Regions from separate parts of the Mus musculus genome. Here region 2 is linked to region 1. A link is a loop called in an ENCODE intact Hi-C map of the cell type or tissue named here. Cell type or tissue: left cerebral cortex. All regions are shown on one strand. Each heading gives the region's core, and the rest is flanking DNA. Links, peaks and the distances in the headings are about the cores only.

What was found. A loop is a pair of places that touch in the nucleus more often than their neighbours do. Peaks named below come from ENCODE experiments on the same cell type or tissue, not always from the same donor. Only the 100,000 strongest peaks of a DNase experiment are listed, where the experiment ranks them.
Region 2: it touches region 1 in a loop (5-fold over the local background); 7 of 42 quality-filtered maps call a loop at or near these places.

Annotation. Positions count from the first base shown.
Region 1 is chr1:184,990,931-185,006,594 of GRCm38, reverse strand. It overlaps Mark1 (MAP/microtubule affinity regulating kinase 1), which reads left to right and starts at 7,046. Exons shown (of 18, transcript NM_145515.2): 1 at 7,046-7,173. The coding sequence starts at 7,123. It overlaps Gm39728 (a long non-coding RNA gene), which reads right to left and starts at 7,029. Exons shown (of 5, transcript XR_865821.3): 1 at 6,842-7,029; 2 at 3,843-3,920. In left cerebral cortex, for the core only: no CTCF peak of the experiment used is centred there; DNase peaks (open chromatin) are centred at 7,367, 7,721, 8,351, 9,004 and 2 more places; H3K4me3 peaks cover 3,102 bases; H3K27ac peaks cover 2,685 bases.
Region 2 is chr1:185,180,340-185,196,003 of GRCm38, reverse strand. No RefSeq gene overlaps it. Among named protein-coding and RNA genes, the nearest start is that of Rab3gap2, 16 kb to the left of the region's middle. In left cerebral cortex, for the core only: a CTCF peak has its summit at 8,449; DNase peaks (open chromatin) are centred at 5,898, 8,450, 9,763 and 10,288; H3K27ac peaks cover 1,313 bases.

The DNA.
Region 1 (15,664 bases), core at 4,591-12,590:
AATTAGCATAAAACACAAGGGAATAGTTCACTTAGTATGTTGTCTGTCAAGTCAAGTAGTGAAGTAGCAAGGCTATTAAACAGGAGATTATGTTCCATTATGTTCCATTTGTAGTCACAGATGCCAAGGGGAAGATAACCAGCTCCTAACCAATGTCTTATGTTAGGGTGGCTGCCACGAAACATTCAAAGGATCGTCCCCCTTTCCTTGTGACACTACTACAAGGTCACGGTTTGGAAGCTGTCATGAGGCAGGTGCCTCTAGATCTGCGCATGTATGAATCTATACGCAATGGTTGTCCCTTTATTTGAAGGTCATGCTACCCATGTTGAATTTCCACCTGCGTTTTCCAGCACTGCTAATGCCACATCCATCGGCCACGGCCAGCTTTTCTCTGTCCCAGGTTCTCACTGCTGTGTGGTGCTGTGATGCTCAGACTGTTGACTGAATTTTAAGAAGAGGCCACACAACCTGGTTGTATTAAGTTTGCCTTCAGTCCTGAGTGCAAAATCCTGGGCCTTGTGAATCTAGACAAGCGCTAACCACTGAGCCATTCGGGTTTTGAAGACTGCTCTCTGGGGTTGATTTCCCAGCTCCATGGCTTCTAACATACCCTTATTGTATAGTTCCATTTTAACTTCTATAACCTATGTGGAAGGACTATTTCCTGACCAGCTGCTTGATGTCAGTATAGCTTGGTTTATGTAGGAACTTGCTTGAAGGAGTGTTCTGTTAAAAGGACTAGTGACTACCAATTTCTCAGTACAGATAAAAGGATTGCAGGAAGACCACAGACAGTAAAACGTCCAGCGTTGTGTTAAAGCTACCTGTCTATGGGAGACAGGACAGAGCCAGTTTCCTACCCAGTCAATAGCATTTATTGGGGACATTTGGGAACATATTCTGTACAGTGTGTGAAGTCTGATCTACTCCTATCCCCTGAGTATAATTTTTAATACTTGTTTTATAACATTCTCAATTCCTTTGTGATGCTTCTTCAAAATTCAAGAGACCCTGGAAATGGAAGAGGGAATCTCCAAACATGGAGCATTTAGAAACTGGGCATATGCCAATTTCTGAGCACCATAGTAGGCTTTGGGTGAGGGGAGGATTTCAAAGGTGGTATTGCTTAGCTCACAGCTGGGTAGGGATCAGTGGGAGACACAGCACAAGGGAACATCAGGAGGGAAGGACTGTCCAATTGGCAAAGCTAACCTAGGCACAGGCACGGTGATCGGTCAGCTGTGGGCATAGGGAGGAGCAGGTACCAGGGAAGGTTCCCAAGGAACTTGAAAGGTCAGCCAGAGACTGTCGGGTAGAACGATGGGGAGGACATTCCAGAAGGGGGAACAGATGCCAGGCATGGAGGGGTGAGCAGCACAGGGTGACCGGGGAATTCCAGACAGCCCAGCTTTGCTGATCAGAGAGTTTCTGGGGGGATGGAAGGCAAAGTCCGTCCGTCACTGAGCTATGGATGTGCCACTGGTTTTGAATATGGATGGTAGCAAACTTGTGAGCATAGTGGGTAGCGCCAATGACTGTGATGGCAAGAGCTGACTCTGGGGCTGGCTTTGGTGGCGGTGAGGTATATACACTGCTAGAGGCAGTCCCTTAGTTTTTCAATTTTCTTTTAATTGTATACCTATGGATGTTTTACCTGTTTGTATGTATGCCATGTGTGTGCCTGGTGGCCAAAGAGGCCAGAAGAGCATGTTGGATCCCTACAGAAGGCAGGGAGCCATCGTGTGGGTGCTATGAATGGAACCCAGGTACTCTAAAGAGTAGCAGTGCTCTTGACTGCTGAGTTTTTAAAATTAAATTAAATTTAATATCGCGGATATACCGGCATGTGTGTGCACATATGTGTGTGTGTGTAGGGCAGAGGTTAGCATGAAGTATCTTTTACAATTGCCTCTTCACCTTATTTTTTGAGATAGGGTCTGACGGGACCTGGAACTGATCAATGGATTAGGCTGGCTGGCTGGACTGGAGATCCTGCCGTAGTCACTTTGCCAGCACTGGACCAGAGAGAGCACTCCCAGCACTGGAGGTGGGGGAGCACTCAGCTCTTCCTTTCTTACATGGAAAAGATTTTGCTGTCTGAGCCCTCTTCCCAATCTCAGCCTTAGAAGTTTTAAATGTTAACTTGTGTGTGTGTATATAAATGTATGAAGGCCAGAGGTCATCCTCGGGTGTCACTGCTCTGGAGCCAACCACTTTGTTCCCCCACACCTTTTTAAAAAAGCAGATCTCTCACTAGGACCTGGGGCTGGCTGACTAGGCTCGGCTGCTGGCCAGCAAGCCCAGTGACTAGGATTATAAGTGTGCACCACCATACCCCACCCTCTGTGTTGGTGCTGGAACTTGAACTCTGGCCCTTGTGTTAATAAAGCAAGCACTTTACCAGCAGAACTACCTCTCAAGGCCAGCCATACAGCTTTTAAAGTGCAATATCTCTTTTCTTTTGAAACTCTCATCCATTCCACACTGAGGGATGAGCGTCAACACATGGGACAGCATGCCTCGCTAGCCATTGGGGTGCAATCAGGACCCAGCTTATTTATGAAAAGAAATAACGTTTCTTTCTCAGTGGGCATTGAGCCTGCTTTCTTAGCTGGGTTCCCTCTTTGTCACCATATAGAACTATCTGTCCTGTCGTCATCTTGAGTGGTTAGATGGAAAGGCATAAGTCTCCCATAGAATGGGAAACAAAAATGTGTCCTCGATAAATAACGATTTTCCAGTCATGCATGTTGGATATTAGATCTATTTTAAATTTTAATTAACTTATTTATTATTGTGAATGTGGTTGGTGCGGGGGAGGGGGCACATGTATGTGGAGGTCAGAGGTAATGCCTCAGAGCCAGCTCTCTCCACCTTGACATGGGTTCTGGGGGTAGAATTTAGGTTGTCCACCTTGTACCACAATAGCCCTTATCCACCGAGACATTCTGCAGGTCTTGACATCAGGCATTGCTAGTACCTCCTATTTAGTACATTTGTAGTTTTATGAACTTACAATTAAAGCTGCTGTCTCTGTCACACCTGACCAATTCTTTGTTCACAGAAGACTATGATCTGTTCATGCTTCTTTGTATGTTTTCAGCATGTTTCTTGCTGAATTCTTCTAAAGGATGATGCTGTTTACGGCTGGAAATTATTAGGTGAAGAACAGTTTCTTTGAACAGTGCCTGTTGGGCACATGTTATTCAATACGTGTGTGCTGGGTGCCACTCTCCCACAGAATAAATAATTGATAGCTTCTAATCAAGGTCTTTGACTCTTCAGCATTTGAATCTCTTTATTCTCAGTTTGAACTCACAGAGAAGGGCTATGCACCAGACATGTAATGTAAGCCATTTATACAAGCATGCATTCTTCAGTGTCTACATCTGAAAATACAAAATAACGCTGAAAATAATTTTAATAATATATTCTAGTTAATTTAATATATAAAATGTTTACATTTTAATATGCAATGCATGTCAGTTGAAGAGGCACCTTACATCTTTTCTTTTCCTACTCTTTAAAACATATACATTTGCTACTTAGAGTTAAGCCTAAATCAGGCGCTATTTAGTGTGTGTATCTCTCTCTCTCACACACACACACACACACACACACACACACGGGGTGGGGCATGTGTATACTACATGTGTGTAGTGTATGCACCTTACTTCTTTGAGACAGTGTCTCTCAGTGAAGCTGAGCCAAGCCAACTAAACATCCTTTGCCTCCACCCCCACAGTAGGTGGGTACAGTCAGAGTGGCCATATCTGGCTTTTACACGACGCTGGGGATTCAAATTCAGGGCTTTGTGCTTATGTGGCAAGCACTCTTACCTGCTGAGCCACCTCTCCCGTCCTTAGGTGATACATCTTCATGAGACATACTTGATTTTTGTTTAGGTTTCAGAACATCTGGAGTTTAAAAAAAAAGTAGATTCCAACAGTCATGTTCTCTCTAAATAACTTTTAAAATGCCCAAACATGGAATCAAACTTGTTTCTGAATTTAAATTATGATGAAATCAATAAAAATTCAAATGACTTCTCAAGCGGGGAGGAGCCAAGAGTAGCTAGTGCTGCCAGTAGTGGCCAGTGTAGTTACAAAATTTCTTCCATGGGGCCATGGTTAACAGCACTCTTTAGCCGCCATCCATTTGGGTTTAGCACATTGTTGATCTCCATTTTTCTTGTTTTGGCAGAACCTCAATTTTCTTCTCAAACTTTTAAATCACTCTACCCCAGAAGCTTCTAAACTACACGTCACATTTTTTTAAATAGCCCCAAAGAGAATTGCTAGAAGCCTTAGAACATTCCCTCTGCCATTTTCACAAAGTCACAGTTATAAAAACCCATGTAGGAAAACGTTGCTTGTGGCATTTTCATTATTAAGGACTAGGGTTAAACAGTTTGACAACATCCCAACATCCCCTTATGCCGTTTTGCAGCAGAAGAGCACACAACTTTTTTTTTAATGGAGGTTTTGTTGTTTGTTTGTTTGTTTGTTTACCTATGAAAAGTGCATTTTTCACTATATACCAAACCTAGGACTGTGGGTGTTGCCATGAATTAAATGCTAGTTTTTAAAGGTAGAGTTATTTCTTGTCTATCTTACTCAATAGAATTATAATTCTGGGTTATTACAAATCATTCCCGAAGCCAGGCAGTGGTGGCACACACCTTTAATCCCAGCACTTGGGAGGCAGAGGCAGGCTGATTTCTGAGTTCGAGGCCAGCCTGGTCTACCCAGTGAGTTCCAGGACAGCCAGGGAAACCCTGTCTGGAAACAAACAAAAACAAAAAGAGAACAAGAAAAACAAAAATAACCATTCCCTTTGATGTAGCCCCTTTGCTAGGAAAGTTCCTTAGCAACAATATAACAATATAAAACTGGGTTCTTTAAATAATAACCACTCAATTCCAATTTCACTACTTGAGCAAAATGTAGCTAAGAGTTGTCTGTGTGGAAGCCACTGGGCTCAGATCCTAGGCTTCCCTTTGAGCTCTGTCTCTAATTAGCTCCATCTCTCACAGGGGTGAGCTCACGGTCTTGTGACTGGTACACCATTGAACACCCCCAGCCATTCCAGTTATCTTCTTCTGTGTCTCATTAGCCTGAGGTAGCTATGATCGTGAATAAGTCAAGTCAGAGGAATTTTGTGAAATGGAAATACCCATCAGGGTTACCAGAGGAATGAGGACAGGGGATAGCATGTGAATAGCCTTTGAAGAATGACATCTAAGCTACTGGTGGAAGCCTTGTTGCATGGGGGGAGCACCTTGCTTGCTTATTGCTAGGCTAATGCAGACATAGTTGGAACACAAGGGACTTCTGTGTTAGCAGGGGTGCTGAGTGCACAACCTCCAGCTGATGAGAAAAGTACAAACTCATGCTTCAGTATATCTCGGTGAACCCCGATTTCTGAAGGACTCTAAAAGTGTGCCATTCCCAGAGGCACACCATAATGCAGGCTGTGGCCTTGTCATTAGTTCCAAAGCCTAAGTGCTAGTTGAACAGTAGAGATGGCCACCAAAGTGGTCTTGGGATTTTCATTTGCTCTGTGGAATTGAGAAGTACTTACAACATAAGATGCTTGAGAAATAAATATGCAGCTCGTGTTCTAGAAGCGACTACATACGGTGTGTGTGTGTGTGTGTGTGTGTGTGTGTGTGTGTGTGTGTGTATTCCCTCAAGATATGGGTTTGCTATTTTTAGGTTCTTCTGGCCCATGTTTTAAGGGTCAAGTGTTAAGTTTTCAGAAACAACTTTTAATGAGTCAGGATAAAAACCATCTGGCACAGGAATTCTTCCTCAAATGGATGCATTTGGGAAAGAGGAGTTTCCCATCATCCCAAGATTCCCATTTGAGGTTGAAGAAAGAAAAGGAATAGGGAGATGGTAAAGTTTTATCCTAGAGGCCAAGTGTGCAAAATATCAGAGTAAGAATGACAACATTGCATGGGGACAAATATGCCCAGGACCTGGAGTGGCAGGTGGAGGGAAAGGCAAAGCAGCCTTTTGGAAGGAAGAGTTCCAGACAGACCACAGAGACAGCCTTCTTACTCTCTCTGAATAAGTAGCCTAAGTGACACTTCCTTGTATCCCAGGAAGTGACGATCAGCCACTGTAGACATCAAGTCTCACCCACTCCAGGGATGCTGTGGGGTGCGGGGAGCCCTCTTCCACATGCTTTCTGGGCCAGCTCCTTTCATGAGGCTTTTGTGCCTTTTGTCCACGCCTGCCCCTGAACAACACCTCAGGGCAGAAGGATGCTGAAGGAAGGCTCGAAGAAAACCAGGAATTAAACCAGAGGAGAATTTAAGGATGGGCCAAGTGGAGAGTAGGATGGATGGTACCCAATGCTCCCTCCAGTGAAACAAATAAAAAAATACATAAAAAAGGAGGAAGGAGGGGGATCGTTCTCTATTCGCACGAACCCCATGTGTCCCCAGTGCCGGTTTAAAAGCCACACAAGAATCAACATCAAATCGCAGGACGCCCGCCGGAGGTTCTGAGGGGACAGGCTGATCCGCGGGTGGGGCGAGTCACTAATGAAATCCGGCCCGGCGGGCGGAGGCGGCCCCGCATCCCTAATGAGGGAATGAATGGAGAGGCCCCTCGGCTGGCGCCCGCCCACCCGGCGGCGGCCGCCAAGAGCCTCGGGGCGCTGCGTGCCGTGCCGCGCCCGCCGCTCCGCGCGCACCGGCTCCGGCCGCCGAGGGCTCCGGCTGATCGCGGCGGGGACGGCGCGGAGCGGCGCGCGGGCTCGGGGCCGCGGGGCCCGGCGCGGATGCGGCAGCGGCGGCGGCGACGGCGGCGGCGGCGGCGGCGCTCACCTGAGGCGGCGTGCGGGAGGCGCTGTCAGGGCCGCGCTCGCCGGGCGCCGCGCTGAGGCAGCTCCGGGGCGCCCGCTCTCCACTCAGCCCGCCGCGGCCCTCCGCGCCCGACCGGCGTCCCCGCGGCTCGGTCCCCGCGTCCTCGCCCGCCTTCCCGCCCCGCGGCCTGCGGGAGCCGCGCGCTCCCCGGCGCGGCCTGCTCGCGCGCGCCCGCCCTCGCCGAAGCCCTCCGCGGCCCGCGACCCGCCGGACCCCCCGCTCGACCCCGCTGCCCGCGCAAGATGTCGGCGCGGACGCCATTGCCCACGGTGAACGAGCGGGACACGGAGAACGTGAGTCTCCCGAGCCTCCGGCGCGGCTACCTGGGCGAGCCCGGCCTGACCCCCTTCCCCGTCCTTCCCGTCCCTACGCGGGGAGCCCCGGGGCGGCCCTCTGCTCGGAGGGGGTCCTGCCTGAGGGGATGCGGAGGGTGATGGAGGGCAGAGGGTGGGCGTCCAGAGTGGCTTCGTGAGCACCCCAACATTCTGGTCGCGCCCCCAGCCCCCCACTCGAGTGAATGGATGCTTGCTTGGCTGCAGCCCACGAGCCAGCCGAACCTCTTACACCTCGGCTGTCCTGGGATCTTTCAGCCCTTTGCTTTTCTGGATTTTTTTGAGTCCTTTGCAAACATACACCCCACCCCACCCCCGCATTGCCCCATGACTTTGCTTTTTGTAACATCAGGTCCACATTGGGGGGTGGGGGGGGGCACGGGCACCTTAGGGATAAAGAGGGCAGTGAAGTAGAGGGGTGTGTGTGTGTGTGTGACTTTATGTCACTGCAATACTCTCAGTGAAGAGTGGAAGATTTCACTTACAGCTTCTGTAGCCCCAAGGTGAGAAAGAAAAGATTTAAGAACCCCAAGAAGCCAGCTGTCTTCTTCTCTTCCTCAATCCAGTGTTCGTGACTCAGGGACAGGTTTTAAGTACTTCTCCTCAGAGTGTCACAAGGCACATTTCTTTGAAGGCAGGATTTTTCTGTGTCTGATCAAATTGCCCTCAGGAGCTTCTTTGTTTAGTTTGGTTTGGTTTAATTTTTTTTTTTTTTTTTTTTTGTTTTTAAATCAAGATTGAGATGTTCACTCGCCGTATTTGAAGTCTAACAAAACCAAGAGAAAGGCCAATTGTAATTTCATCTTCTGAGACGGACGATTGTGTTTATATGTGTGTGCAGGTTCCTTTGCAGGAAAGGTGGCTTTCTGTCACTGTTGTTTTTAAAATTCTCCGCGACCTGCCAAGGGGCCCGGAGGCTCCAGAGGGTCTGGCCTGATTGCTGACAAGTTTTAAGGAACTAGGGGGTTCTAGGCTTTGCGTGGCCGACCAGAGAGCTCTCTGGGTGTCTACGCCCCTCATCGGTCCTCCAGTGCTTAATGTACCAGTGACTTCATAGGGATTGTAAAGTAAAAATACTCAAGTGCTTTGGTGTTCTGAGACAAAAGATAGGGGAGGAGAGACAGGCAGGCTCGCTTTTCGAAGGGGCAAATGAGGCACAAACATGGGTGTTTTATCTAGAGAGTAGGGTTTGCATGTACTATATTTATTTGAAGGGATAAGAACACAATTCTACAGAGACCATTGTTAGAAGAACTAGGAAATTGTATGGGAATGCTTTGTCCTCTCCTGTGTCCTACACTTGAAATGATGAAGACACCAGGGCTGTCACCACCGTCGTACCTTGTTGCTCAGTTTGCACCGTGACTGTTGTCTTAGAGATGACACGGCTGCATAATTTTCACTGAAAGGCTAAAGGAGGTTGGAGGAAAGGGTAAAGAATTTGGTGGCGGTAGGTTTTCAAAGGTAAAGATTTATTATTAAGAACATCCTGTCATTTAAGAGTGACCGTGAGGAGTCAAGCGGAAGATGACCTTTGTTTTAGGGTCAGAATTCTGTGTGTTAACCTAATGTGGAGAGGCCCCGTGGCTTGGTTGTGTCCTGGGGTTTGACGGCTCGGCCTCTTGTTTAGGCGTGTGTGGATAGGGCTCTTTATACAGACATGGGATGGCTTTATAGGAATAGGCAGCAAGGAATTGTACCCCACGCAGCTTCCCATGCAAGAGCAGAAGCACAGCCAAGGGCACTTTAGAGCCTAGCAGTCAGAGGTTGTACATCTCGTTGAACCTTCCGAGGACGGTTGTGCTGTGTAAACTCACGTGCTTTGTGTCTGAGCATGTTCTTTCAGAGCCTCTGCGTGGTCTTGTTTCTACTCTGGTACAACATAACTGTCCCTGCATTTAGCTTACTTTATCTACTATGTCCTGATTATCTCCTCGTTGCCGTGGAAAGCATCCCCTCTGCTGTGGCTGTTAATTAATCGATGAATATGCACTTAACTCTGATTTTGACCTGGAAGGGAACGCAGAAAGGCTTTAGACAAGGCCTCTCCCTACTCAGAGCTGACAGGAGATGTCAATGCAGTCCCAGGTAGTGTACAGTAGAAGACTGAGGATAGCTAGGGCTAAACTGGCTTTGTAAGTGTTCCAGGTGTTTATTGAAGAGGCCACCGCTGGAGGCTGTTAAATGACCACTGGAGTCTTAAATAGCATTATCCATGGTGCCTACCTGCCATCAGTGAAACAGAGTTACCAGTTGGTTTGTCAGTGCATGAATTAATGCCAGCACGGTAGCCAAAATGTGCATTTATTTGTAATCACACAGGACATTTTTAAAGTATAGCCATACTTACTAAGAATATCCATACAAAAATATTGACATATTTTAAAAATATCTATGAAAAAATGTTTACTTCGTGTGACTTTTAGATCTTTTTCTTGTAAAGATAGTAGCCAAAACACTATTACTCTTAGAAATTAAAATAAATAAATACAGTGATTACTAAACAGTATTATATTGATATTTGCAGGTAATATAAACATTTCTTAATCATAAAGTAAACATTGTATATCTATACGCATATACACACACATATATATATATATACGTATATATATATATATATATATATATATATATACGTATATATATATACACACACACACACATATACGTATATGTATGAGTGTATACACACACACACACACCATACAATTCCAGGAGTGTGTGACCCTGCTGTCTCACCTATGACTGTGTAGAGTAGAGACAGAGTTGTTCTTTGGGAACATTCAGTGTGGTCTTCCAGGAGTGCTCATAGATAAAGGTTTGTGTGTGCCTGGTTGACAGGCCTCAACTGAGTAAATATGACAGGAAACAGTGATTAACTCTTAAGGCAGTAAACACTGCGTAGTGAAGAAGAGACATGTTACAAAAGAATAGAATCCCTGTAAAATGCGTTTCACTTTATGTTGTAACGAGTAAGTCTAGGAAAATAAAAATGTTTGAAAGACTTGTTTTTCTTCTCTTCTTTTTTTTTTTTTTATTTTATTATCAGGCCATTCTTGGATAGTGCCAGTATCGATATAGGAGTTATACTAAAATATATTACTAAATATGTCTCTTTCTTCAATGAAACAATTTTGTAGGTGTTTTGGAAAACCTTTGCTGACACTCCTGCTGGTGGGTCAGCAATGCCCCGGCTGATTTTCTGTATTGAAAAACAAGGCTGTATTCCTTATTAGAGATCAGCATGAGGGATTTTAATGTGTTTATTTCTTGGGATGTCTTAAAATTATAAATTTGGCTAAGTTCAAAAGCCTTTAATAAACTTCTTATTTCATGTGGCAACTGTACCAAGCTGTTCTAGTAACTTAGGACGGCCGTCTTTAGGTGTAGATGGAAAAGCAAGTGGGTTGCATGCTTTTACACTCCCCTTGGCTCTGCTCCCTGCGTGAGTTCTTGTACCTGTTGTGTGGCGGTGCACTCATTGCCTGGTCTGTCTCCCGTGCTGTCAATGCGGTAACATTCCCTCCTGAGTCAGTACAATTATCACCAGAGCACATGTGTGATATATGCAAAGGTAGCCATTACATATACCACCCAAGGCTGAAGGCTTCAGACCTGCTCAAGGTCACACAGGTTTCTGAACTCTTAAACTGTTGCTCTTGCTCTTAGGAGGTGGTTTATTTGGTTTGGGCTTAGAGCTGTAAGATGAACACATGTGTACCTTACGGAGGAAGAACGGGCTATGCTTTTATTCACTCCTTCAGTCTCCTGGAGTCCCTGCCCTTTCCCCCTTATCAAACACTTACCAATCCTTTGTGGCTTGGCTTGCTGGCATTTGACAAGACCTCTGAGGTGGCTGCTTTTGTAGCTGAGCCCTGGTCAGAGTCAAATCTCCAGAGTGGGTGCCCAGACAGTCCACTGGGGAAGGAAATACCACTAACATTGTCATTTCTCTTGGTGTTATTATTCAGTCTTCTTGATTTGTTTTGTTTGCGTTTACTTGAGTGTGTGTGGGGGAGTGCCTTGCGCATGCATGTGGAGGTCAGAGGACAACTTTCAGGAATTAGTTCTCTCTCTCCTGCTGTGAGTCCCACGGACTAGATTGTCAGTATTGGTGGTAACTGCTGTTACCTGCCCTTTAGCCATCCCATTAGCCTTCTTGTTTCTTCTTTGTTTTCTGAAAGCCTCCGTGTGCAGAATTAGCTATTTTACAAATACTTTCCCAAACAATAATCCTCATTCTGTCTATCTGAGGCTTCCCTTTGGAGCTTTTTTTTCTTTTTCCTGATGAACATCCTTGGAAGTTCTTTTGGTGAGGCTGGGCATGGTGTCAAATGCTTGTAATCTCAGCACTCGGGATGCTGAGGCAGGAGAATCCCAAGTTTGAGCCTACCTTGAACTGTAGGTTAAGACCCTGTCTCAAAAGGAGAAAAAAGTTCTTTTAGTGAGTGATAGCCACTTGTAGTTTTGTTTTGTCAAGACAGAGTTTTGCTATGTAGCCCCGGCTGTCCTGAAACTCCTTACATAGGCCTGGCTGGCCTTGATATAAATTAAAAATATAAATATTAATATAATATCTTATATTCTATTTTATATTAATATAATATATAATATAAATTAATATAATATACATATAAATATTGATATAAAATAATATGTTTTAATAATAAAAGAAAAGAAAAGAGAAAAGCTAGCTTTTCAGTTATCAGATGATTTCGACCAGAAACAGTGTGATCAGTAGACAATGGGGTGCTGTTTTCTGACCCCTTAAAAAATTAAACCAACAATCTATCTACCTACCTATCTACCTACCTACCTTTCTCTGTCTCTGTCTCTCTCTTTCTGTCTCTCTGTCTCTCTCTTTCTTTGTGTGTGTGTCCAAATATATAACTACAACTTTCTCAGTCCATTTTGTGTTGCTTGCATCTATATGATTTCAGGGCTGGCCTTTTGGTATTGAATAGCAATTGGGGGCTCTGCTCTGGGGAATATGTTTCTCTCTCTCTCTCTCTCTCTCTCTCTCTCTCTCTCTCTCTCTCAGCATTCCTTAGTTGTCTGTAGTCCTTTGTTTAGGGTTGGACCTTCCATATTAGCATTTCTATTGGTGTCTGTCACTTTAAGGTCGCCTTTTTTTTTTTTTGGTGTTGGAGTTTTACTGTAGTATGTTTAGGTGTTTGTTCTTTGTATTTATGAATTCATGTTTTTATAACTTCTGGGTGCCTCTCAACTATTATATTTCTCATCACTGTCTTCCTTCTGGTCCCCTTGTATCTTCCTTGTTTATACTCGATTGGCTTACGTAGACCTTGGCTCTCCGAGATCTTTCACATCTTCATATTTCTTACTAGTTCATTGTTTTTCTAAGCGATGAGCTGTTTAATTGTTACACGCTGCCTCCTGTAGATTCCCGACTTTCATCAGTTTAGAAATGTGTCCACTGTGGTTTCTTCAAATCTTGGCCCTTTTCTCTCCAGCCTCCCTGATACTTGGTTAGCTATGCTAAGCCTTGACTCTGCCCTCCATATGTCTTAACCCCGATTCATTGTTTCTTTGCTACCTCATTGCTTCTTTGTAGTACAGTCTGTAGTACAATCTGCAATGCAGTTACTCTGCAATGTTTAGCTATGTCTGTTTTCAGTTGCATTTAAATGTCTCCCATCCCATCTGTTGACTTATTCTTTTAAATTGTGTTTAAAAACACTTTTCATTGGAGAGATCTGCTTTTGTGGTATGTGGTATCTTTAGGTATGTAGTATAGTATTGTTACCTGTAAACAGTGTGTTAGAGCAAATACCTAGTAATTTTATGTTGCACAACTGAAATTTTGTACTTCTTGGCTGGTGACTGCCTTCTCTGTCTTTCCTCCAGTCCCTGGAAAACACCAATGTTGCTTTGATGATTTTAACTGCTTTACTCATACAAATGGAGTCATGTAGTATTTATCATTTTGAAATTGTGTTTCTTTTTGCATAGTGTCCATAAGGCTCATTTGTGTTTCAATATGACAAAATATATTTCTTTTTATGAGTTAATAATATTTGGTTGTGAGTATGTAGTATATTTTATTTATCCATTTGTCTGTTGATGCATATTTAGCATGTTTTTACTACTAGAGTAAAGGTTTCAAGAAACACTGGAATGAAAATATCTCTTGGAGATCCTAACTTCAATTTTCTTATGAATACCAAGAAGTGGAGTTGATTGGTTACATGTTGTTATAATCTTAACTTGCAAAGGAACGTCCATATTGTTTTTCATAGACACTCCAACGTTTTACATCTTCCACAACAGTGCACAGGTTCTGGTTTTCCTATTTCAACTCAAAATTCTGGCAACTCTTGTTATTTTGGTTTTGACAATAACAATCCTGGGTAGGGATGTAGTTCATTGCAGTTCTCAGAACTACAAACAGATAAACAAACAAGCAAACAAACAAACAAACATTGCTCAATAGTAGCCACCCTGACAAGTGGTACTTTGTTGATATTCTGGTGTTTTCTTTATGATTAGCTATGTTGACCCTGATTTTTTTGTTTTTTTTGTTGTTATATATATGTATGTATACACACACACACACACACACACACACACACACACACACACACACACACATACATACACATACATACATACCATACCTGTTGATCATTTGTTTGTAGTCTTTGGGAAAATATCGATTAAGTTCTGTGCATATTCTAAACTCAGGTTATTTACATATTTGCTATTGAAACGTGTGGATTTCCCAATATGATGTTTGGATAGTGTTTCCAGGTCATATGTGTGTCTCCCATTCACTAGGGCCTCCTCCCTCTACCTTCTCTGGAGTCTTTGTTCTCTTTTTCTTTATCCACTTTGACTTAGCTGCCTGAGCTGCAGTCACACACAGTAAAGCATTGCTAAGCCTGTGTCATGAGCTTTGTTTCTGACGGTTCTTCTAGGAGTTCTCCAGCTTGAGTGTTGTAGTTAAATCTTTAATCTATTTTGAACCTTTTCATGTCTGTTGTAGGGTGACGTGCAGTTTTGTTCGTTTATTGTTGATTGTTTGGGATACTCAGAGTCCTTTATGAGTCTGCGGTTGGTTTTCTATTTCTACAAAATCATGCAGTTGAATTTTGACAGGGATTACAATGGATCTGCAGACTGGTTTAGGTACTTATGGACATTTTCACAGAATTAATTTTTCTAATCTATGAACATGGGCTGCCTTTCCTTTTTTTTCTCTTTAATTTCTTTCAGCAATATGTTGCTTCTTTGGTTGTTTATTCCAAGATATTTCATTGTTTTGGTATTTTAAAAATTGTCTTTTTTTTTCCAGATAGTTTCTTGTTAGCGATAAACACAATCTGATTGTGTACATGCATGTGTGTGTGAGTGTGTGTATGCATATTGAGTTTGGATCCTGGAGGCTTTTGGATTTGTATATTAAGTTTAATAGGTTATTTTAGGACACATGTGGAGGGTTGCACATAAGATTGTCGTATCTACAAACGTATTTCTGTTCCCTCCTTCCTAGTGTGAACACCTTCTTTCTTGTTGTTTGGTTGAGAGTTCCAGGCGTGTATTGAACAGAAAAGGTGAGGGTGGTCATTTGCCGTTGTTCTGATCTTTAAAAAAAAAATTGTTCTGTTCTGCCATTAACTGTGATGTGAACCGTGGGCTTTTCATGAGTGGTCGATATTACACTGATAACAATTTCCTTTCCTCCCAGTTTGTTGAGCGTTGTACTGCATCTTGCCTGATGTAAATGCCTGCATATGAGATCTGTATCTATTGACATTATGATAGAGTTTAATTCTCTTGTGCTGCTGCGGTGTGTACCACGCTGACTTTGTATCTCAGAATGACTGTGGAGAACGCTCCTTTTGGCAATGCAGTTGATTTGTACTTGGCTTGTTTTCATTGCTTGTTTGGAGAACTCTCTGTCTGTCTGTATTCCTAGGCACGTTGGCCGGTGGCTCTCTTTTCTTACAATACCTTATAGTACCTAGTTTTCGGTGTCAGTGTAATGCTGGACTCATAAATGAGTTAGGAAGTACTTTCTCCTCTTCCGATTTAGGAGAGCTCGGGAAGACTAGGAAAGACAGGTTCTTTCCTAAGATTCCTAATGATTCTTGATCAAGCAGTTGCTGGCTGCTGACATGGGCAGTGAAGCATCCGCGCTTAGCCTTTCTTTACTAGAAGGTTTCTGACCGCTGATTCACTCTTTGACTACTTCTAGCTCTGTCTAGGTTTTCTATGTCTCCATAGTAGAGCATTTGTAGATTCATTTGAATTCTTTGGAGAAGTGTGTTTAATGTCAACAAACTTGTGTATTTTCCAGTTTTACTTCTGTCCTTTATTTTTCTTTCACACACTTAGAGCTGGAAAAATAAATGGTATGATATCAATCTTTTTTTTTTGTTGTTGTTGTTCATTTTATTTTCTTAATTTTAAAGGATTTATTTATTTT
Region 2 (15,664 bases), core at 3,832-11,831, 190 kb before region 1:
GGGATGATGAATCTTTCTGAGGTATTTCTTAGCTTTGTATTTCTTCTACAGAGAGCTATGTTTAGATCCCTAAGCCAATTACAACTGGGTTATTTTCTTCCTAAACCCTTTGGGCTTTTTGTTGTTCTTCTTTGTATATTCTGTATATTAATCCTCTGTTAGATGTATGTCTAGAAGCGTTCTCTTCCATTCTGTGAGTTTCTTCTCCTCTTGATTGTTTCCTTAATTGTACAGAAATGTTCTAGTTGTGTGAGGTCCCAGTTATCAGTTGTTGGCCTTAATTCCTTGGCAAGTAGAGTCCTGCTCAGGGAGGCCTTCCTACGCATGTGTCCCACGGGGACTGCCCATGTCTCCTTCCTACAGGTGTGTCCCACAGGTGCTGCCCATGTCTCCTTCCTACACATATGTTCTACATGTGCTGCCCATGTCTCCTTCCTACAGGTGTGTCCCACAGGTGCTGCCCATGTCTCCTTTCTACACATATGTTCTACAGGTGTTGCCCATGTTTTCTTCTAGTGGTTTTAGTGTTTGGAGTTTCAGATTGAGGTGTTTATCCACTTGGACCTAATCTTTCTACAGGGTGATGGATGTGGCTCTAACTTCATACTTCTGAATGTCGACATCCATTTCCCAAGCAACTTTTGTTGAAGACACTGTGTTTTGCTCCGCATGGTTTTTGACTTTGTCAGTTGTCAGAAGGCTCTAATCGTGAGTACTCATGTTTGGGTCTTCTATTCTATTCCGTTGGTCTACATGTGTCGGTATCATGTTATTTTTATTACTGTAGCTCTCTAATAAATCTTGAAGTCAGAAACAACACTCTCTTCAGTATTATTCATTTTGCTCAAGATTGGGCATCTGGGGTATTTTCTGGGCACCCAGACTAACAAGCATATACCCCCCCAGACACATGTATGCAATTAAAATAAAATAGAATAAATCTTTAAAAGCAACTTCCTAAAAAAAAAAGGCAAGCATAGGAGTGTGCACACTTAATCCCTGCATTCATCAGGCAGAGGCACAAGGATCTCTGTGAGCTCTGGGCTAGCCTGGTTTACATAGCAAGTTCCAAGCTAGCCAGAGCTAAAATACAATGAGATCCTGTCAAAACAAAACAAAACAAAAATCAAATAAAAAAAAAATCAAGGGTACCTATCAGGGCAGGGAAATTTTGTCAGATTAAAAAAAGAGAGAGAGCTGTGTCTTGTCAGCTGATCTGAGCTAGTTTGTGGGACAGAATGGTACAGAGGACATCGTGACCTAAAGCTATGGAGACAGCAGCAACCTGTGTGAACAAGAAGCAGCAGCTATTTTAGAATGTGAGGTGTGATGCTGTGGGTGGGGGTGGGCCCAGAGCAGTGGCCTCAGCTCCTTTAGGAATTTAGGGCTAATTAAGATTGCTCAGTCTGCTTCAAGGTGAGAAATGTCTCCTTTTATATGTTTTTCCCGTTTCCTTCACGAAAGCCACTATGCACACCTTACTGTAGTCTGCCTGTGTGAGGGGACCAGGGCTTGCTGCCCAGAGCAGATGGTATTTATTCCTCTGCCCTAGGGGTCTCTGATCTGTTCATGATCTAGATTCATGTTGAATTTTGACATCTGTCCTTACTGAGACTTTCACAGTTAAATTAGTTCCAAAGCTGAGGACGTTGGCCTTGGTGGGAACACTTCCAAGTGTTCCCACACCAGCCTTCTAACTTCTCCTCGCACAGACTGACATTCAATAAGCAAGGGTTTTCACCCTCCTAGATTCAGTCTTTTCCCAATGATGGAGTCGGGGACAACTGTCTTGTTAGTAGCCACTAAGGTGATGTGACTTTGCATTTGAAACTGTTGACTGCTGACTACTGAGGTACACTTTCTAGCTCATTTTCCTATCTTCCTTGTGCCCAAATCAAAGTAACCCCCCGGAGACGTAAATCATCACGTTTCTGACCAGCACAAAACAGGAATGAATGCTCTAAAGTGGATTTCTGACCATCTGTTAAGTCTTTTTTTTCTCACTCAAAATATCAAGAATACTTCAAAAGCCAGATAAAATGTTTTTGTTTTTTTTTTTTTTTAATTTCCAGATTCACCTTTTGAGAAGTCTGATTTCCCGAGCAAAATGAGTCAGCCAGGATCTTTCTAACTTGAAAATGTAATAACCTTTTTTGGTTTGTCTGCACTCTTGTCTCCTCCACTAGATGGCGATGTTCTCAAGGGCAGAGAGGACGATCCGTTTGCCTCTAGGAAGTTCATTCCTTTTACACACGTAAACAAACAAAACAAAACCTACTAGGCACTAGGACCTTATGACTAACCACATGACTCATTTCCAGCACACGCGTGTGCGCGCGTGCACACACACACATTTGGGTGGTGTGGGAGGTGCAGTCAGACAGACAGGAATACACCTGTCTTAGTTGCTTATCAGGCCTGGGCTGTAGCTCAGTTGGTAGAGTGCTCCCCTAGCTCAACCCCATAAAGCTGGCATGGTTACAACACACCTGTCTCAGCACTCAGGACTTGGAGTCAAGAGGATCAGAAGTTCAAAGCCATCCCTGACTACATATTGGATTTGAGATCAAAGTAGAAGAATATATATTTTCTTCCCCCAAACAGCCAGCAATCTTACAAACTTCAGGGAAGAGTTCATTAAAAACGATTCTAGGCGCTGGTGAGATGAATCTGTCAGTGAGTAAGGATGGTTGCCGCCAAGCTCAAGGACATGAACTGAATCCCGGTACCCGCATGCTGAAAGGAGAAAAAGGGGGTAAGAGGGGAGGAAGAAAGAGAGAGGTCGCGGGAGAAGGCCAAGGAGCAAGCCACATGCTTCAAAGTCACTTCACCCCACATCGCGCCCTACTTCCGCTTCCTACAGTTAACGCTACCTCTAGGAGCGCCCATCGGCTGGGGACCAAGCTTTCATCCCAGGTGACTTTGGGAGCATTCCAGGTGCAAACTATAACTGACTCCTTAAGGTCGGGAATTTAAGCTTAAATTACAGCACTATGTTGTGACTAGTTGCTATCTATGACTTATATCTTAACTGTCCCCAACACAACAGTGTCCAGCGGCTGGTCTTTGGGAGGTGATTGTGTCCCAGAGAGCTCTAACATCATAAATAGACTAATCCATCGGTAGATTAATAACTTAATGGCCTATAGCTTTTTCTCCAGCCTCTTTCCAGGCGTCATGAGGTGTGAGCTTCTACACCTGGCTTTGTGTCTTTTCTTTTCTTTCTTTCTACATCATATCCCCACTCCCCACTCCCGGATTTTCAAGACAGAGTGTCTGTGTGTAGACCTGGCTGTCCAGGAACTCGCCGCTGCCTGCCTCTGCCTCCCGAGTGCACCACCACCACCCGGCTGTGTTTTCTTCGTCCATAGCTTTCATCTGTGTCTTCAATGACTTTTAGCTGCACCTGACATTTATTTTAATGCCAAACCGGTCCTGTTCAGAACAGTCTTTAATTCCTGGTCTCCTCACTAAGCTTTATTCTTAGCGCAAAATAGCCACGAATGACGGACGGACCTAGCTGCTGTTTGAAAGGGAAAAGGTTAACTGTTGTGCTCAAAGACTCGGTGCCGAGGGATTCTGTGAATAACAGCTGTTAATGTTTAAAGTTACTTCCATTTATGATAACACAGAATGAATATGGGTTTTATGTGCAGGAAGGAACCATCACAGTTCACTTTTTGAAATCTTGTGAAACCACGCTAGTAACCCGCTAAACCACAGCCCAGCAGTGGCTGCCGCTGCGCAGCACCGTTCTGCCTGTCTGCTCCCTCTCTCCCGCTTCACCTTTGCACACTAATTATATACTTTATGTTTACCTGACATTATGCAATTTGTAGGCTTAGCAGAGCTTAGCCATTCTAGGTAAGCCTCATTCTCTAGAATAAACTTTCCCCTTGGAGAAAAATATTTTTGTTGTTATGATAAAAAAAAAAGCTCCATAAACTGGCAAAAATCTATTTTGAGATTTTTTTTCCAAAGAAATTAAATTTCAAAATTGCTGAGATGTTAAGTAATGAATAAAATAAAGGGATTAATAATTCATTCGTGTATTAATAAATATTTCAGCACTAAATGGAGCCCTGGTAAATGCACATTAATATCTTAGTAAGTGAAATTCTTTGAATGTTTTCTATATTTTAATTTAATGTATTTAGTATTGACCATGGATCTATAGAAAGGAGGTTTAACAAAAGTCACTAATAAATATGAAAAGGAAACTTTGAGTGGTTTGAATAAATGAACATGGTCACAGTGTAAGACATTTGAAGGCAAGGATAGCTACCAATCACATCCTCAATGCGAGTGCTTTTTACTAATCAGGATTCTTCTTCCTTGAGATTTGCTAAGAAGCATTCCGAATCAGTGCTGTTCCAATGGAGTTGTAGCTTCTCAGTAGATGTGTCTTCAAATGTATGCTTTCAACTAATTCTAATTTCACTATTTAAATATTAGCCATAACTTTGGGGACTGTGCGCACGCGTGTGTGTATTGGTGGTTATGTATGTGTGTATGTGCCTTTTTATGTGTTTATATTTTGCTTATTGGTGTTTTGAATTTTTTAAAACAATTATTCATTGTGCAGCTGTGTGTGCACACACATGTGCCAGGGTTTGCTTGGAGGTCGGAGGACAGACACCTTGTGGGAGTTGCCTATCACCACGTGGATCCAGACATGGCTTGGTCTCAGGCACCTCTAGTCTTTGGGCTATCTTGCTGGCAATTTAGTTTTCTTTGACAAAGGATCTCACTATGCAGCCCAGGCTCGCCTTGAACTCACAATCCTCCTGCTCAAGCCTCCAGAGTGTTAGGATAATGAGCCAGCATGTGGCAGCAGTACATCTTGCCTTTATTGTGCAAACTAAAACCATATTGGAACAGAGGCCCGAGGTCACACCCTGCTCAGTTGTGGCTCTAGTGATGTCACACCGAGGACCTGTAACCTTCTGCTTTATGCGTACACTGCAGAAGATGGCCTCTGGAAAGTGTCATGTAGCACCATTGTCATTTTTGTACCAATAACACTGTTCTTTCCTCACACTGTACATGTTAGTGTTACTCAGGTCGGTTGTGGGGACCAGAAACACCCTGAACACTGCTAATGTCCCTCCGGGGCACAAGGTCACCTCCCAAGGGCCACCAGCTCTATAATAATGTTTTCTACAAGGATCTTGAACTTAAGAGACCTAAAGTAGAAAAGTCCCAAGAATCAATACTTCATTCATTCATTTACTTACTAACTCATCCATCCATTGTCTTACTCATTCATTCATCAATCCCAGATCATTCACTCATTCACCACACCTTCAAAATACTCTTTGGGCCGGGTGTGGTTGTACATGACTTTAATATCAGCATTTGGGAGGCAGAGGCAGGCGGATCTCTGTGATCTATAGCCTGGTCTACGTAGCGAGTTTCAAGAGACCCAGGGCCACTTTGAGAGATGCAATCTTAAAAAAAGAAAAAAAAAACTCTAGGATCTCATGGACTCATTCACCCAGGCACAAATATTCACATACACCCATATGGACACACCTTTAATCCCAGCACGTGGGAGGCAGAGGCAGGAGGAGTTCTGAGTTCGAGGCCAGCCTGGTCTACAGAGTGAGATCCAGGACAGCCAGGGCTACACAGAGAAACCCTGCCTCGAAGGAAAAAAAAAAAAAAAAAAAAAGGAAACACATTCATCTCATTAGTATGCAAATTGGCTTTAATCTTTAATAATTGATAAAATTAAATGTCTATCGAAGAGTTGTTTCAAAGAAAAGTTTTAAATTTATTTTTTGAAAATTCCATACATAAGTACTGCGTTTACATTATATCTGCTCCACTCTCCCCCCGCTCCCATCTCCAACTTCTCCTCTACCCACGCCCACTCCCTCAGTCTCATGCTTCAGGATATATATGATCTCTAAGCTTCCTGCTCCTGCCGCCACGCCTGCCACTTGCTGCTGTGTCTCCCTGAGAAAATGGTCTCTTCTTTCTTTCTCTCTTCCTTCATTTGCTTTTGGTCTTGATGCGTTACCACAGTAACAGAAAAGTCACCACTATATTCTATATCGCAAAACACCGTAGACAGCATCTAAGGACAGACACCAAAGATTGTCTTCTGGTGCCTGTGCGTGTGCACCATGTGCGTGCACATAAATACGCACACGCATCGAATGTAGGTGCTCGGAGTCCTTCAGTACCAAATATTCAGCCAAGATTTCATTCTTTATATGAAAATAAACAGTCATCTCATTGGTATGCAAATGTGCTTTAATCATTGACAGATGTTAAAACTACACGCCTATCAAATTATTCCTAAGTAATGTTTTTAATTTACTTTTTAAGAATTTTGTTCATGAGTACTGTGCTTACATCATCTCTGCCCTGCCTCTCCAACTTCTTCTGTATCTACTCCCCCTCCCTCTCAAGTTTATGACTTCGTTTTCTATAATTATTATTGTTAGACACACACACACACACACACACACACACACGCATGCACACATAGCGTTGCTGCTATGCATGTGTGTTTAGGGCTGGTCCCTGGGATTGGGTAACTCCCTAGAGGTTCATGCCTGGAGAAAACTGATTCTCTCTTTCAACATCCATTGACTCGATCACCTGTACATCATAATCTGGGGGCGGGGCCAGGTATTTTCCCAATCTTATTGGAAAGTTGACTGGTGTTGTCGTTACATCTTGTTTAGGTGACCATGCAGTCAAGATTCCTGGTAGCAGCATCCCTGCCATGTCTAGAAGATACTATCTCACGGCAGATATTTTGGTCTTCTGTCTTGACAGGAGTTCTAGGCTGTTGTCCACACCGTTTCCCGAGCTGTAGGCCTTGGGGTTATGTTGTTCAAGGGCTGATCAGGGCTGAGCATCCCCGTCACGTGTTCTCCACATACATTTTGACCAGTTGGATAACTCTGCAGTGGCTCTAAATGAATTTCTTCGTGAATTATTATCAGTAGATGTTTGATTAGCTTGCCTATTTTATATGCTGCACACCAGGATTATGCATACTTTTTTTTTTTTTTTAGACAGAAGGGGGTTGCAAGAGTCAAAGCTTAAGAAGCTCGGGTCTGGACCCGGGCTGCCTTACTCAGAAGAGCACACACCACCAAATGCATCCTGAGAAGCCTCAGCTCCCTGAGGTGTGGTGGCCATTAAGGCATACTTGTCTATTACATCCTGCACATGCCCATCGACATCATAACTATGCTGATTTGCAACCACAGCCTTCTGGGAACACAGCTATGATGGACTCCAAGCTTCCTTTGTCCTCTATAGATCACTGTGAGGGCAATAGTGTCTTATTCGTCCTCTGTGCATCCCCAGATCACGGTCTGGGTAAATGTAAAAGACATTTGCATGAAGTCTTTTAAAATTTAAAATTTTTATCACAATCTGTTTGGCCTTAGCTCTCTTTATGACCTAATTAATCCAGGATGGAGCTGGTTCCTCCTAGTAGTCAGATAACTCAGCCAGTTAGTGTCTTCCATTGTGACACATTCCTGGCTGGAGGGAGGAGGGAGGCAAGAGACTAACTTTCCAAACCCCGGAGAATGGAGACTTACAAGGTCCTCAAGGCCTCTGCCCAAGGATAGAGGCAGTAACAGTTGCTGCAAAAGTTAAACAACTGAGGCAGAGTTGCCTGGAGGAGCTGCTCCAAGCTGTCTGGCCACTGCTTGGCAGGGAGAGCTCCAGGGGTGCAGCTTTCATGATATGTCACCTTTCTGGGTGGCCTTTTAAGGGTTGTAGCTGTCAAGCAGTCCAGTCAAACACCTAGGTGTAACTCATTCGTTTTCCAAGTTGACTTGGCTAGAATCATTCCTTGGGCCTGGCGTTGTTTCCCTACCTGGGGATGTTTGTGTTGTGTCTCCTCAGGAAAGTACTATACAACATCAGTTTAAGGATCACTTCCTTAAGGATAGTTTCCCAGATAAGGTCACTGTTACCATGCTAGTCCCAGAGAAGTCTCAGGTCTCTATGGCAATGTTTATTCCTTTATTTATACAATCTCTGAGTCCTGTCGTAGCCAGCAAGCACCAAGAGGGCTAGACATGAAGATCTCGGCTTTGGTACGGCACTTCAGCACACCCTCAATAAAGTTTCAGGAATAAAAGAATTTTGATTAATAGCATTGGCGAGCCTGATCTTTCCTTTCCTCTAACCCTCCACTGGCTTCACAGTGGTCACAGTTGGCAAACTGCTGGCTTTTTTTTTTTTTGTTGTTTTGAAAGCACCGTGTATTTCTGTCTACTGTGTGGACATGGTGTCTTGGTGAAGAGCAGTCAGGATGCTTGTCCCACGTGCGTGCGCATGCCCATGCAACAGCGTGCTCTCTCACTCTCTGCCCTTCAACTTCAGTAGGAGTGTGCCATGCTCTCTAGCGAAGTAGGAACTCAGATGCTCTGAGTTCTTTTCCTAATTTGGAGGAACCACTAGAGGGGGCAGTGACATTCTCTGTTGCATGTGGATTGTAGGATAATGGGGTCAGATGGGTCTGTCTGACTTCTCCCACTTACACAGCAAGAACAGAGAGCAAGAAAGAGGAAAGGGTTTCCCAAAGGCTACAGAGTTAGACAAAACCAAGACTAGAGCAACGACTTTCGCTTCCCCGCTCCGGCTTCCATGAGCAGCACAGTCTCCTGCTCCCAGACATTGGAGGAGTCCTATAGGCTACCTGGATGTGGACCATGTGGGACAAAGCTGGTTAACTCATCCAGAATTCCCTGGGCTGCCAATGTTTTCATCCAAGTTTATTTATTAGTGGTCCGAGAATATGAGCATGTGTGCTGGAGGGAGGGAAACCACGTGGCAATGGAAGTAGCGCTGAGCCCCTGCACTTCCTATAAATGAGATGCAACTGATAACAATGGCTACTGCTCTGTTCTCGTTGGTGCTACTTTTTGCACCCCCCACCCCCGGCCAGTGTCTACCCCTCCCTACCACTTACAGAGGCATGGGCCAGTGGCAGGTGCTGGCTAACCAACTCCTCCCTGGCAGAGTGATGGTTTAGGGGAGGGTATCAACTTCAGGTGAATGTATGAGGGGCCTCAGTGGAGTCTCAGAACTTGGAATCTTCCTGCCGCCATCTCCCAAGTGCTAGGATTACAGGTATATGCCCGAATGCCCACATGGGAAGTCTTGCTTAAAAAGCAGATAAGAGAGTTCTGGAAAGACCCAGAGAGAAGGTCCAGGCAGAGAACAGAGCTCCAGGTCCAATCCTCTCACCCTGGTGTCTGAAGTGCCCCTCACAGTCTTTGAGTTGCTCTGAGTTGTTCCTCAAAGATCATTTGACTTGGATCTTTGAAACTCACAACGAAGAATTTTGGTGCAATTCTAAAGCTTGTTAGAACTTACCAGAACTAGCTCTGAAACCGAGTGGATGGGCTGTTTGGAGTCACTGGGAATAGGGGATCATTTTCCTTCTCCATACGGCTGTTAGGATGAAGACACGACTCAATCTCTTAAGAACAGCAGTTGAAGATGCAGACCAATCAGCTCTCTGCATTTCCCGTCTGTCATCTGTCTTTGCTCAGTCAGGAAGGACGAGTTACCAGTGAGGCCAAGGGCACACTCTTGTGACTCAGTGACTTCTGCTCTGCCTATAGCACAGGCTTTACTCTTAAGCACCATGCTGTTTTGCAGCTCGTCCCCTGAGTGGTGTGCCAGTATGGCTCATCTGTATGGGCAGCACTGGGTAGTTAGAAGTGCCGTGCTGACCTCAGGGAACGGCGTTCAAGCACCAGCTCTGACCTTCTCTGAACCATCATACATCTCTGGGCCTCGACTTAATCAGCTTAAAACTACAGTATTTGAACAGCATGATCCTAAGATACCCTCTGGCCTTAAAGTTATATCATCACCAAAGAACAGTTCAGTATATATTTTGAGACCAGCATGTTGATCTAACTGACCTTGCTCCCACTCCCCAATTGTGCTTAATTTCACCGTTCTTCTTGCCAGTGCCCAAGGCTAGCAGCGCCTTTCACTATCTTTCAAATAATCTCTGATTCAGGCACAAAAGTGCAGGCTGGCCCTCCCTCCTTAACAAATCATTTGTTACCCTGAGGCTTGAACGTACGCTATGGCACGGAGGAGGACGAATGCCTCTTTCAGTGATATTAATTACTGTGAAGTAGCAATTCTGTACTTCAGGGCCTAGGAGGAAAGAGCTTTCCTCGCATTCTCACCTCTGCCTCCCAGACTCCCTCAACACATCCACCTCCCAGGCTGCGAAGAGCCAGGGTTGCTAGGAGACCTGTTCGACTGTGGAATAAAAAGGGAAGCAGATACTTCCTGGATGCCCCCATCTAGTTTTAAAAGACTGAGTTAAAGTACAAGTGGAGGTGGTTAGGGAAGGGAAGTGGGGGGGAGGGAACGGGAGATACACGTGAGAATCTGAAGTCATCCTTGCCAGGGCCAAGCTTGTCTTCAGAAAGCATGAGCTAAATCTATGCACCCCGGGTGGCAGAGCCCGGCATACGGTACGGTAGAGCCTGGCATAACTGGGTGGGGGGATGATCAATCAGACCCTGAGAGACTCATTTAGGATACAAAGTTGAGGGTCCTTTACAGAATGCTTGTGACTGTAGTTCAGTTGCTAGCATGGATGTAACCCTGGGTTCGAGCCCTAGCACTACATAAAAACTGAACATGGTGGTAACTCAAATGTAAGGCCACTCCACTCAGTAGGTGGAGGTAGGATGATCAGGAGTTCAAGGTCATCCTCAGATACACACCCAGTTAAAGGCCACCAGGGCTACATGGCACCTCTACCCCTTCCTCAACAAAGTGAGGTCTACCCCATGATCTCAGTTACTGTTCTGTTGCTCTAATAAGACAACCTGACAAAGGAGACGTAGGAAGACCTTATTTTGGTTCACAATTCCAAGGCATAGTCTATCCTGACAGGGGAGTCAAGGCAGCAGGAGCCTGAAGCAGCCGGTCACCTTTTATCCTTAGCCAGGAAGAAGAAAGCGATGAATGCTGATGTTGAGTTCATGTCCTACTCTTCATACAGTCAAGGATCCCAGACCAGAGGATGGTTCCGCTCACAGTGCCCAAGTGATGCTACAACTCTTCCAGTTGACAGCTGAATTTGACAGTACTCTCATGCTATTGGTGGGTTTTCTGGACACGGTATCTGGCACATGTGCCAAGCTCAATAAACGGTCATCATTATTGTGCTTGTTATTGTTGTGATTGTCCTTGTAGGTATAGATTTTGTCTCTGTAAGTATTTTTAGTTGCCGTGGATTAAAAACTTTTTTTTTTTTTTAAAGACAGGGTCTGGCTATGTAGCCCCAAACTCCTGATTCTTCTACCTCAGCCTCCTGACCGGTAAGATGATAAATATGCCACCAAACAAACATTTTTACCATAGACCTTGTCATCATTTAATGTCCCTCTAAAAGCATATTGTACTATTCCTATACATGTCTAAAGCATACACTTAGAGTCTGTTTCTTTTACCCAACCCACAGGTACTATGATCTTCAATACTTGTCTCAGAATCCAAACCAGATAAGCTGAAATAGCTATCATAACAAAACATGCACCATTCATAAACTCAGGCAAGCAAGTGCCACTGTCCTTTCATTCCTGACTTTCTGAGCATTTTGGCTAAGCTGGGTGTGGTATGTCCCCATCCAAGAAAACATTGTTTGGTGGGGCATACACCTTCCTTGGGTACCTCTGCTGTCCATCTAGTTTGGGCCCATGACCTGGACAAAACTGCCTTGCCTGATGTTACTCAGGCTAATTGCTTACAGCAGCAGCTTCTTAGACAGGAGGCTGGCAGTGAGCTCTATGCTAGGAGGATTCATAGCCTGGAAAGACATAACACTTCCAGACATGTGGTGGCCAGGTCACGTGAGGTCTGGGATCATCTGAAGCAGGGAGCTTCCGGGAATGCTGCCTCTTGCAATGTTGCCGGGCAGACAGGGGAACGCAGCTCTTTCTGAATTCAGAAAAGAAAACAAAGGCAAAACAAAAGGTGATGCGCTCGCTTTAAAACTCTGAGGAGAAAGAGCATTTGTAAAACTACCCACAGACACACAATACCTCACTCGGAGCTCTCAGACTAATTGAAAATTCAAAGCAGGGGTTAGGGGTGGTGCTAAACTTCTGCTACGTATGAGGATCATCTCTGAAACATCAGTGAACACGAAGTTCTTCAGAATAATGGTCAACAGCCTGCTTCCATTAAGCAGCTCCAGAGTCATGACCTTTATAGCCATGACTACCTCTGCAACTTCAGTTGAACCACATGTGGGAGGCAGCCAGGAAGAAGTGGGTCTGTCCTTCCAGTCCCTATCAGCTGTAGCAGGGAGAGGGGTTGACAGACAAGCACAGACTATAAGAAGTGCATTTTTTCCCTTTGTCTTTCATGATGATGTTGCTAATCCAAAATTTCCAGACTGCTTAAAGATGTGTTCATGCCCATCCTTTAAGCAGGCTCATAAATTAATAATATGTTTCTGTAGCTGCTTAATGTTATTTAGTGATACACACATACTTTGGGTAATGCATATTATGCAGATAGATACATTACATATATTATACATATTCAGGTAATATCACATGTAAGTTAACTATCTTTTTTTTTTTTTTTTTTTTTGGTTTTTCGAGACAGGGTGTCTCTGTGCAGTCCTGGCTGTCCTGGAACTCACTCTGTAGACCAGGCTGGCCTTGAACTCAGAAATCCCCCTGCCTCTGCCTCCCGAGTGCTGGGATTAAAGGCGTGTGCCACACATGTAAGTTAAAGAGAACATTTTTGCCTGTCTCTTTCTCTCTTCTTCCTTTCTTTTATCCCGGCTCCCTGCTCAAGTTTCAAGCCTAAAGCTCAGCTTTGGCCCAGCCTCTTCCTTTGACCTTATGATGAAAGTATCTCTTTAGAAGCAACAATCTTATTCTTGTGTCTGGCTCTCCCACTGGAGGGAAAGCCACCCACTTTTACCCTCTTTATGTAAAGAAAGGAGAGCTTTGACTGCGCTTTGACAGGTGGTGACCTGTCTCCTGACTCTCACTTTAGAGGAACGGGATGTAACAAACTGGACAACAGCCAGGATTCAAACTCTTTTGATTTCTGCCTCTGCCAGCTGCAGATGACTGGATGTCGCTCTGTGCTGCTGCCCTTTCGGTCCCAAGCCCTCTTCAGCAGTTACATACGAAGTTTCATGCAGCGCACCTGGTGGTTCAACTCAGCCTGCCAGGCTCTGCCTTGCCCTCTGACTCTCTTGCTGTGTGTGTGAAAGGCTTTAATACAAAAAGCTATATTGGAAAAATCTATTTCTGAAGACCCCACTCTACCACTGTCTCTCCACTTTCCCCTACTTTGAACATACAACACAGTCCACACAGACCTGTATGTGCACACGATGCCTATGGCTTGTGTTTCAAGGTTATATCCTTGAGTTCTCTGGAAAGGCTTTTACAGCTATGGAGTTTATAACCTGGTATGTCATAAACACAAAGTATACAAGTTTGCTTAGGATGCTTAACTGTATTCAGGGAAGCTCAGGTTTCTTTTACATTAAAAAATCATGTGGTTTGCATGTATGTATATGTATGTATGTGTATCATGTGGATGCTTGGTGCCCATGAATGCTAGAACTGGAGTTAAAGATGGTTGTGAGCCCTCCTGTGGATGCTCAGAACCAAACCTGTATCCATTGCTAGAGTAGCAAGTGCTCTTAACTGCTGGGCCATCCTACGGCAGTAGAGGGTGATTGACACTTTGGTCAAAGTTAGTCTTTCTATAAAGAGACTTAGGTTGAAGTCTGAGGAAAGAGTAGGGACGGTGATGAAGAATGAGCTAGGCATAGGTGATAGAAAATGGCTTCTGCGCAAGGCCTGGAGAAGGGCTCATTGAGGAACTCTCTCTCTAGCAAGTCAGGCGGCAGGCCAGTGTGGGAGAGATGAATTCCTGTCACCCTCTTCTGAGGAGCCCGCCTTTAGTATAGCCTTAGTATCAATCAGTTTTTGTTATTGTGTCAAAACACCCAAGAGAAACAGTTAAAGCAGAGGAAAGGTTTACTTTGCCGAGAGATTTCAATCTATTGCTCTTTTGACCTGGGTTTCCGCAGAGCATCACAGCCGAGGGTGTGTGGTGGAGTAAAATGCTTCTTCTTGGCTTCTAGGAATCAGGGGGCGGGGGAGAGAGAAGGGGAGAGGAAGGGGTCAGGGAAGGGAGAGGAAGAAGGGAAAGGACAGGAGAGCAGAGGAGAGGAGGGCTCTCAACCCCTTCAAGGGTACACCTCCAGTGACCTAACTTCCTCTTCTGCTGAAGTTACCCCCTCCCAACAGCAGCCAAACCTGGAGCTTTTGTGGGGCATCCCAAATCTAAACTTCATCTCTTCTCCTCAGCCCGGACACCACTCCAGAAAACAGTAGCTCATTAGTGCTAGCAGCTTGGTGGGCAGAAGCAGTTGTCTGATAGGGGGATGCTTCCGTTCCCTTACACACAAGGGGCTGGGGTTCAGAGGGGACTCTGACAAAGACCACAAGCAAATCGGCTTGACTCAGCTTTCCTACACTGAGAGATGATCAATACCTGAGAAAGACAAATGCAAAGTCTGTGTGAAAGCAAGGAGTATTGATAACCTTCTAGATCAGAGAGGAGACACATTGAACTCTGTGGCTACAGAAATGGGGTCCAGCTGCTGTTTCTGTTTCTTTTCTTTGTGTGTGTGTGTGTGTGTGCATGTTCATGTACAAGCAGGTATATAGGGGGGGCTTTTCATGTACAAGCAGGTGTGTGTGCCTGTGTGTGTTCACATGTAAGCAGGTATGTGTGCCTGTGTGGAGATGCTCACATGCAAGCAGGTGTGTGGGTGTGTATGTGCATGCATATTCACATACAAGCAGGTGTGTGTGGATGGGTGTCTGTGTGCATGAATTTTCATGTTCATGTGCAAGCAGATATGTGTGCATGTTCATGTGCAATTATGTGGATGTGTGTTCACATGCAAGCTGGTATGTGTGCATGTGTGTGAATGTTCATATGTAAGCAGGTGTGTGTGTGTTTGTGTGTGTGTGTGTGTGTGTGCATGTATGTGTATGTTCATCTGCAAGCAGGTGTATGTCCATGTTCACATGCAAGCAGATGTGTGTGCATGAGTGTGCATGTGTGTTCATGTTTCACATACAAGCCTGTGTGTGCGAAATTATGTGCATGTACATGTGAAGGCAGGAGGATGGCACTGGGTATCTTCCTCAGTTGCTCTCTGTTGCGCATGCCCAACTGGCCAGGAAGAACGACGCTGCTACAGGATCCTTCTGCACACGTTTATTCAGCCCTGTTTCTTCTTTCTCTATATCTCCCTTGTTTATATCTCCCCCGAACCCTGGACCTCTCACTCTTTTATACTCTCAGTTCCTATCCACGCACAGCAGGCCACGCCACCTCACCAGGCACGCAGCTTCAGCTAATCAGGGCAGCAGGGGCATATCTCCATCAAAATGGATTCACCAGTATCCTGGTACACCTGCGCAGCTCTCAAGATGTTTGTGGCTTATATGAGGAAGTCAGGTGCAAGTCATACGACTTAGCTGCAGTCCCTGGCGCCTTTGGGACTGCTGCCACATCCGCTCCTCACAGCTCTCCACTTTATTATTGTTATTATTATTATTTTGTTTTCGAGACAAGGTTTCTCTGTGCA